Regions from separate parts of the Homo sapiens genome. Here region 2 is linked to region 1. A link is a contact called in ENCODE Hi-C or POLR2A ChIA-PET data. All regions are on one chromosome and are shown on one strand. Each heading gives the region's core, a stretch centred on a gene start or an enhancer-like site at or near the end of the contact. The rest is flanking DNA. Distances are from core to core; before and after follow the strand shown.

Region 1 (4,467 bases), core at 1,408-3,907:
TAGAGGCTTCAACCTAATATAAAGCAGAATTTGAAAGAGCCATAATGAAAGCAAACACAATCAAAAGAAGGAGAGAAAAAAAATATGGTCAGATTTAGGAATTTATACTTCTTAAACCTCCATTTCTCTTTCGTCTTCCCTTTGTCCTTCCCAGACTTGTTAAATCTTTATGGGCAAATACTTTCAGGGAGGATATAGCTGGCTGAGAGAAAGACTCTAAAGAATGATGTTTAACACAATGGTGGCTCCTTGGGAGAGGCCTGACACAAGGAACAGAGATAAATAGTTGGGAAAAAGAGGAGACATTGCAAAAGACATATTTTGCTTTTTCATAGTTCTGTAAATAATCAGTTTACTGAGGTTATTGTTCCAACAGTCTCAATGTGTTTGCATTAGTTAGAATGCATCAATGAACATAGATAGTATTTACACACCAAGAGCCTAGCTTGGTTCCCATCATAATTAGTTTACTCTGAAAAAATAGCCTTGTGAGGTCCATACGGTCTGAATCACACACCTCAAGACCACTATTCATTAGGATGCAGCCAGGTAGTATTTTTGTTTGTTTTGTTTTTACATCAAACAGGACGAAAAGAATATAATTTCAACTTTGCATTCATCTCTGTTGTCTAATTTTGATTTCGAAATAATTATTAGAAAAAGTTTGTGTGATCTCCAGTTTATCAATTCAAGCATTGACAATAACAGGTTATGCTGGATGACTTCTCAGTTTCTTCCAACTCAAAGAACCTCGGTGTCTCTGATAAAGTGAAAAAAAAGTGCTGGGCTGGGAGTCACATATCTAGGTTTCAAGCTAACTCTGCAAATAGATTGCTGTGTGGGCTTGAGAAGTAGTCTTGATGAAGGGTATTTTGCTAATCCATATTAGGAGAGGAATGGACCAGATACCTCATGAGAGTTCAACACAACATTCCTGAAGAGGCTAAAAACAAAAAGAATTTCCTAATTGCAAATGGGAGAAGAGGAGGTGGTAGATCAGGAAATGACATTTGCTGACCTGATGTGTTGCGAATCTACCTGAAAGGTCAAACAAATGTGTAACATTTATCAAATCGATTGTGTTCACTTTGATGGGAAATTCCACATGTCAGAACGTTATGTAAGTCCCATTCTGTTCTTATACACGGAGTTGATGTCATTAGCCAATTGTCAATGGGCCTGTCCTTGGAAATGTTTTTTTAAGCCTTCAATTAGTGTTCACTATTATTCCTTATTTGAAAATAAGAATTGATGCACTGAGTCACAGAGCATTTAGGTATTCTGTCTAAATGGCCACAACCTCCAGGCTCCAGGCTCTAATTATGTTGACCTAACCAGTATATGTCCAACACTAAGTTATATAATTTATTCTATCTACAAATGTGAGATGTGACAATCCCATTTTTGCAGCTGGATCAAATGAATAAGATGAAAGTATTTGCCATTTATTCCTGCTTTGGGCTGCTCCAGATTAAGCCCTGGAGAACAAACTGTTCTTCTATTTTCTAGGATCAAAATAATCTAAACTTTTAAATATGTGTTCTGCCATCAAAAACGTCACTGACAGATCAGAGTAATCCTCTTTATCACCCCCTTGTTCCACACCATCCAGCATGTCTCCACCCCATTCTCAACCAAAAACCAAAGCAAAACAAAAATGTCAGACTGCCCAAGTCTTCAATGACTCAGTTGACAGGGCACTGCAGAATCAGCCAGACAGAACATGCCAAAACCTCTCCACCTTCCTACTGACTGGTGCCCTTTAGGAGCCTCTCCAAATGTCCCTCTGCTCTTTGCAGCAGCTCTAAAAATAGTGGATGACTGCTCGGTACAGGTGCTGTTTGTGCAAATGTTCTCTTTGCATTTAGCCTGCCTGCCTCCGTGATTACTGCTCTGCAGACACACAGCATCCCCCGGACTCTGCTGTGTCAGCTCTTCTTTATAATAGCACGGGCGCTGGAGGATAATTCCGGGACTGCTGTTTATAGGGACTCTGTCTTTCCCTCAGAACACAGATCCGCTTTCTTCCCTCACCCCACCATTCAGGGCTCCACGCTCCAGAACAGCCTAGAGGGAACTTCAGGATGTGTCAGTGACTACAGTTTCCCACAGAATGGACTAGCTTTTTAAAATGCATCCACTTTCCACATAGAACTGGGATGCATGGGTGAAGAATAAAAAATCAAGACGTCACAAGTATAGTTCTGTTCCTAGCTATTGTTTCTTGTGGACCTTACAGTAATGATATATTCATAAAATCGTATGACAATATTTCTGGATGGAAGTTCTGAGATCATATGGTCCCCTTGTTGTGGTTGTTGAGCCTTAGTATGCTTAATAATCCCGTAGTAATCTTGTATCAACTGCTGATTTCCATGACCTACCCCTTCATATTCCAAGTCAACAGATCTTGGGGAAGCCCAGGGATTTGCCTTTATAAACATGGATCCAGATGATTGGGATGCAGTCGATCCTTAGACCAAATAGTGAGAACCACTTCTCCCAACCAGTTCTCCTGTGTAAACACAAGAAAACAGGCCCAGAATGTGGAAGCAATTCTCTAACTAGGGCTGCAGCTAAGAACCCTGGTTCAATGTCTTGTTGCCCAGAATTTTCCCCATGTGAAATCGCATAGTTTCCACTCGGTTCAAGCCCATGAGCACTGATGATGCAATCTTTATGCAGATGATGTTGTAGTCAGAGTTCAAAGGCACTTTTAGATGAGAAGGCAGTTTTCCTTCTGGAAAAGGAGTGGGTGTTGTAGCGATGTATCCTGACCACTGAATTTTGGGGGGTTCTTGGGCCAGCCACTGTACCTCTCTAAGCACTGTATTTCAAAAATAGTATAATAAAATAGCTGTCTTTTCTTATCTGATGATAGCAAGCAATGGAATGTGGCTGAAAGTACTTGATTTGGGTCCTTAACTGAACTTCAGCTGCAAGTCCAGACCATCTCAGACTTGACACTCTCACCACTCCTGCCAGGCTCAAAAAACCTGGCACCAGGATCACAAGGCAAGGTCAGTGCAATGCACTGCAAGGTGTCAGCCCCAGTCTGCGATTTACAGGAAAGCAAGAAGACGTTCTTGCCAAAAAAGACCATCATGACTGTGGGAAATTTCTCCACCAGGGAGTCATGTCTTTGGGGAATAAGCCCCTCTGTATTTTCTTTCTTACCATTCCATGTAGACGAGTTTGGGTTTTGTGACTTATGTGATTGGACTACATGAAAGTCGTTAGCCTCACCTTGGGAAAGAGATCTCGCCTAGGGGTCAAAGGGTACAAAGCTTTAAACTCAAACCTTTTAGAAAATGAAAGATGTGCCAAAAATTAGAGATCATCCAGTCTAGACTCCTTATTAATAATAATTCCACTATCCTAGTTAGCTTACAGGTCCAGGAAACAAGAGATAAAGCACATGAATAAGCTTCATAAACACTTAAAAGGTGGTACTTGTGAAAGTACTTTTTAATTTTTGCAACAATTATTAAACAAACTGGAAAACTGAGGCAACTTCAGTGAATCTGCTGAGGTCTCACAGGAATTTAATGGTGGAGTCTGGTCTCCCAACGCCTGGGAAGAAAGCTTTTTCCAAGACATCACTCACAGATTTCTCAATTTTTTAAAGTACCAAACCTGCCACTGGATACACTATATTTATCTTCTCTCCTTGTATGTCATAGAAAAAAAGCTCATTAGTTGCTGATGTTCTGTTTGCACCAGAGCAAAGGAGAAAACCCAGCATTTCTGGAAAAAAACAATAATATACCCTACTGAAGCCATTTATCTACAACTTCTACCCCCAGCACAGTGATGTGAGGTGAGCACAGTTTCATGATGTTGGGATTCTGGACAACTGCAGATCAAGTATGTTGGGAGGGGGCCTGGATTGAGAATAAGGTGTTTACTGGAATAAAACATCTAACCCAGGCAAAGTCTATAACCTAATTGGTCTTCAGAAGCCCAGACTGTCTTGTTCATTCACTCAACAGTATTTATTGAATGCCTCCTAGAGGCTAGACATGTGCTAGGCTAATGGAAAGATGGCCATGGTCCCAGTTCTCCTGGTGCTCTGGCCTACTGGATGGTGCACACAAATACACAGACAGTCCCCATCATGTTATATGTGTGAGTAGTGTAATGCGAGGGTACAGAGATTTTATAGCTAACCAAGATAGGCAGTATGGTAGAGGTCAGGGAATTCTTCCTACAAGAGCCATTATATGCTGGCGCTATGTGAGATGCTGGGAATATAACCAATGTTGCCTTTAAGAGGCCTCCTTTCTGGAGGGAAAGGCAGATATGTATAACAAGGTGGTAAGTGCTATCACAGGAGTGGGTAACAGAAGAGGGAGGGTTGTAGGGTTATCCTCATCAAGGAGGCTGTCTTCGAGCTGAGCCTCAAAGCATGGAAGGGAATGGAGAGTCAGTGGTCCTAAAGAGGAGCTGGGGCTCATGGAGAAACTG
Region 2 (4,467 bases), core at 515-3,014, 54 kb before region 1:
TGGCTTCTGATTTTGGCAACTGCAGATGTTTTCATCACCTTTAGAAAGTAGCATCAGGGCATAGTGGAAGAGGCAGTCAGATGGCAATGGGTTGTTCAGGCATGGGGGCAGTGATGTAAACCACACTTTAAAGGGGATAGGAAGTAAAGGAACATTTTGAGAGGACAGCAAGGTTAACAATGTGTTTTATTAAGACAGGAGAGAAAAGGACCTATTTTTAGGAAGAAATGGGTAGAAAGTAAGAGGTGAAAAGTATGAGCAAGAGAAAAGAACCAAAAATCTAGTAAGGTCTCTGTCGTTATAAAGTATCCATTGAATCAACCATCAGAAATCAAGATCTGCAGCTCCAGAGGTTGCCATTTCCCATGCCCAGATAGTTGGCTTACAAGCCTAGCTTCAAAGCATGCCTTGGCTCACAGAGTCATCTCTTTTAGGGATGTCCCCACCCTGTACTCATCTCAAAGCCATCGAGAACCATCTCTAAATGTCATATCTGGCAGTGATCTCTCTTTTCTCTGATCCGTTGTCGCATCAACAGTTAGAACCACCCAGAGTAGCCTGAAATGATTTTCTTTCCTGAGTGTGTTTGTCTTTCCAGCTAAATTCCTGGGGACTAGGAGCAGTTTTTGTACTTCCCTTAATTCTCAGTAACCCTTAGCAGAATCTGAGCACAAGCAGATATTTAATAGTATCTTAGTCATAGAATTAAGTTGACTAAGTCCATCATTTCCCTCATTCCCCTGATGTGGAAATTGGAGTCTGGAGAGGCTTATGACTTAATATACTGGTTCTGTCATTTCTCAAACACTTTCTGAGCATTTATTTGTGGCAGACACTGTGCAAGGTGCTCAGGACCTTCACAATTTAGCCTGCAAGAGAGATACAAAGAGCTCAGCAAAATACAAATTGTGCAAAGTAAAGTGGCGGCGTGCACAAACTAGAGCAGGAAGAGATGCTATTAATTGAATTTTAGAAGTGAGGTTAACTCCAGAAAAGCCTCAAGGAGAAGAAACTATGTGCCCTGTACCTTAAAGAAAAAGTAAGGACTAAGGTTGGCTAGTTAATGTCCATGTCGGGGGTGTGGCCCAACCTCCCAGATCCACATGGCTACTCTTCCAAATTGGGCAATGGTTAACTGCCTGATTGAATAACTGATTGCTCTGTACCCATCCAGAGTTTCCCAGCTTGTCCTGGCCAGTGGGTATGTGGGCATGCACTGTTGCTTGTTAGATATTTGGGGTGACACAGGGAGCCCCTGTTCCCTCTAGGGAAGGGGAGAAGGAGCATGATGAAAGTGGTGAGGCTACCTAGGATTGGCTGGAGAGATAAGGATGAAAAGGAAAGTGATGGGGGAATGTAGTCATGGATTGCTCACAGAGCCTGTCCTGCAATTCCTCAATGCTGGTGGTTCAGTAGTAGAAGTACTGTAACATTGTAACTGTCCAATGGGTTCACCTTGCCGGCTGCTTAGACAGAGCTGATTTATTAAAACAGGGGAATTGCAATAGAGAAAGAATAATTCATGCAGAGCCGGCCGTGCAGGAGACCAGAGTTTTATTATTACTCAAATCAGTCTCCCCGAGTATTCTGGAATCAGAGTTTTTAAGGACAACTTGGTGGGTGAGGGGAAGCCAGTGAGTTGAGAGTGCTGATTGGTTGGGTAGGAGATGAACTCATGGGAAGTTGAAGCTGTCCTCTTGTGCTGAGTCAGTTCCTGGGTGGAGGCCACAAGACCAGATGAGCCAGTTTATCGATCTGGGTGGTGCCAGCTGATCCATCCCATGCAGGGTCTGCAAAGTATCTCAAGCACTGATCTTAGGAGCAGTTTAGGGAGGGTCAGAATCTTTTAGCCTCCAGCTGCATGATTCCTAAACCATAATTTTTAATCTTGTGGCTAACTTGTAAGTCCTACAAAGGCAGTCTAGTCCCCAGGCAAGAAGGAGGTTTATTTTGGGAAAGGACTGTTATTGTCTTTGTTTTAAACTATAAACTATGAACTAAGTTCCTCCCAAAGTTAGTTCAGTCTACAGCCAGGAAGCAACAAGGACAGCTTAAAGGTTAGAAGCAAGATGGAGTTGGTTAGGTTAGATCTCTTTCATTGTCTCTCAGTCATAATTTTGCAAGGGCGGTTTTAGTATTACCTTTATAAATCTGAGGCTTTATTTATTCAAGTATGCATGTGCGTTCAAGAGTCTCTCTACTTCCAGAGCAAAGGGGCTCAGCTCAACCCAGGGGTTGTGTCTTAGCTTAACTCACAAATGGCCACCTTGTTTGGGATCAGATGCTTTTTGTTTGAGTTCCCTAATCCTTCTGCTTTGCAGTCCTAGAATTTGGTTCCCTAGGTTAGAAGTCCAGATGAGCAAAAGGAGTTCAGCTCTGAAGGATGGGAGGTAGAGGAGGGAGTACAAAGTACAAAGTAACTGATTTTTGTACAAAGTAAAATAATCCCACACGGATGACTGAAGTTTTCAGCAGCTGAGGCTGGGAGTCTGTAACTGGCTTGTGATCTTAGTTTTGCCTCTAATAGCACAGTAAACTTGGGAACCTCTATGCCTCTCTGGATTTCTGACTCCTTATCTTTTATCTGAGAGGTGGGGGTGGGAGTAGGGATTGAACAGTTTCTGAGGTCCCTTCCAACTCTGGTGGTCTCCAGATATTTAACTGGAACCCCAGGAAGACAGCAGCTTGTCATTCTCTCTTCTCACCTCAAGAGGAGTCAGAAAATATTTGGCTCTGGCTCTTTAGCATGGGAAGTGGTGGCCCACAGACATCACAGTTGAGATATTAATAGATTATTCCAAATGTTATATTTGCATAGATGCACCACTCATTATGCAGATTGCCAATTATGAATTATTTGTTCTTTCTTCCAGGAGAGTTGTTTATTTGCAAACTGCACAAGGGTGACTTTGGACAGCATGGAGACAAGGCTGTCACTCAGCATATCTTTTTGTGGGCCTCTCTGCAATAACCTGTACTTTGACAGGTTCTTATAAATAGCCAGGTGAAGGTCAGCAGTGGGTGCTGGGTAGGAAGGTGAGGAGAGGGAAGAAAGCAACAGGATCTTAAGAGGACTAAAATGAGAAGGTCTTGAGGTTGTCATGATCAGATGGCTAATGTGAAATAGAGATAGTTTTGCTCTAAGTTAGGCACAATCCACAATGTGTTCACTCCTTTTTAGCAACAGTATTTCTTGGGTTGAGCCATGCAATGAATCCTGTCTTCACAATTCAAAAACAACCAACTTTAATAGTTGAGCACTGACTATCTAGGGGCACTGTCTTTTAAGTCCTTCACTTGGGTTGGCTCTTTCACCTACCTATTAGGAGAACCGAAGCATAGAGGATTTACATACTTGCCCTGTGCTGAGCTGGTATGTGATCACAGGCTGTCTGATCCCAAGGCCTGTGCACTTAACCACTACACTATACTCTTCCTCAGACACTTAATACTTTGACCGTGGGCCATTTTTCTCAGGGCCATATATAAACACAAGACTGAGTTCTGTGGGCATGTAGAAACAGGAGCATCTGATATAGTGCCCCCAGTTGTCCCCTATTAGACTCTGGTGTTCCACTTAAGCCTCTAAATCTGAGAGTAGCCTGAAGTTGGCTCCAGAGGGAGCATGTAGGTGATTAATGAGTTTTTAAAAGAGGAAATGAGGGAGGGCTGTAGGAACTATTTGCTATGAAGAAAAAGAGGAAGCTGAGAAGGTATCTGGGGCAATAACTGCAGCTAGTGTTGGGATGGATAAAATCATAGACTTTTGGGAGAAGAAAGAAGCTTGGAAGTCAGCTAATCTAACATCACCCAATGCAGCAACTATGCTAGAGAGAGAGCCTGGAGCCGAATAATATAAATGTGTGAAGATAGTGGAGGAAAGGATATTTTTTCCTACTAAGAGAGAAGGAGAAGGGGAAATCAGTTGATGAGTTATAAGGAACTATCACTCTGTATATGCCCACATTTAGTGTCATGGGGCATACATAGCAATAAACCCTGTTCTTATGGAGGAGCTGGTCTAGTTGGGTTTCAAGACTTCAAAATGAAATAGACTCCATCAGATAGTCTACAAGCGACAGAAGTGTAGTCTAGAGCTGTTCTGGCCAATCTGGTCACCACTAGCCAGGTGTGGCTATTGAGCATTCGAAATGTGACTGGTCCAAATTGTGCTGAAAATTTAAAACTGCATACTGGATGTCAAAGGACTTAACATGAAAAAAGAATGTAAAATATCTAACTATATTTTATCTTGATTATATGTTGAAATAACATTATATACATATTAGATTTAATACACGATATTCTTGAAATAATCTTTTTTAAACTTTAAAAAACGTGGATACTAGAAAATTTAAAATTCCATCCATGGCTTGCATTATATTCCTATTAGATAGTGATGGTTTAGATCCTGGCTACCTTAGGTGCAGTCCATGGATTATTGGCACAAGTATCCCCTGGGAGCTT

The links. Hi-C counts contacts between places; a loop is a spot of excess contacts on that map. ChIA-PET counts read pairs that join two places held with the same protein, here RNA polymerase II (POLR2A). Pooled maps may share reads with other maps.
Region 2: a map of heart left ventricle shows a loop between it and region 1 (4-fold over the local background). The contact joins two enhancer-like sites. A Hi-C loop is called at or near these places in 7 of 168 maps with a recorded cell type or tissue (Caco-2, gastrocnemius medialis, heart left ventricle and 4 more) and 6 of 50 pooled maps. POLR2A ChIA-PET finds 5 or more read pairs at or near these places in 1 of 52 experiments (BJ).

What each region holds. Positions count from the first base shown.
Region 1 is chr18:45,319,126-45,323,592 of GRCh38, reverse strand. It overlaps a transcript of SLC14A2 not described here. Among named protein-coding and RNA genes, the nearest start is that of SLC14A2-AS1, 180 kb to the left of the region's middle. Within about 2 kb of position 2,657, at least 6 of the 41 ENCODE cell types and tissues checked have a DNase peak (open chromatin) inside an H3K27ac peak, as active enhancers do.
Region 2 is chr18:45,372,673-45,377,139 of GRCh38, reverse strand. All of the region lies in intron 8 of SLC14A2-AS1 (SLC14A2 antisense RNA 1), which reads left to right. It also overlaps a transcript of SLC14A2 not described here. Among named protein-coding and RNA genes, the nearest start is that of SLC14A2-AS1, 130 kb to the left of the region's middle. Within about 2 kb of position 1,764, at least 2 of the 41 ENCODE cell types and tissues checked have a DNase peak (open chromatin) inside an H3K27ac peak, as active enhancers do.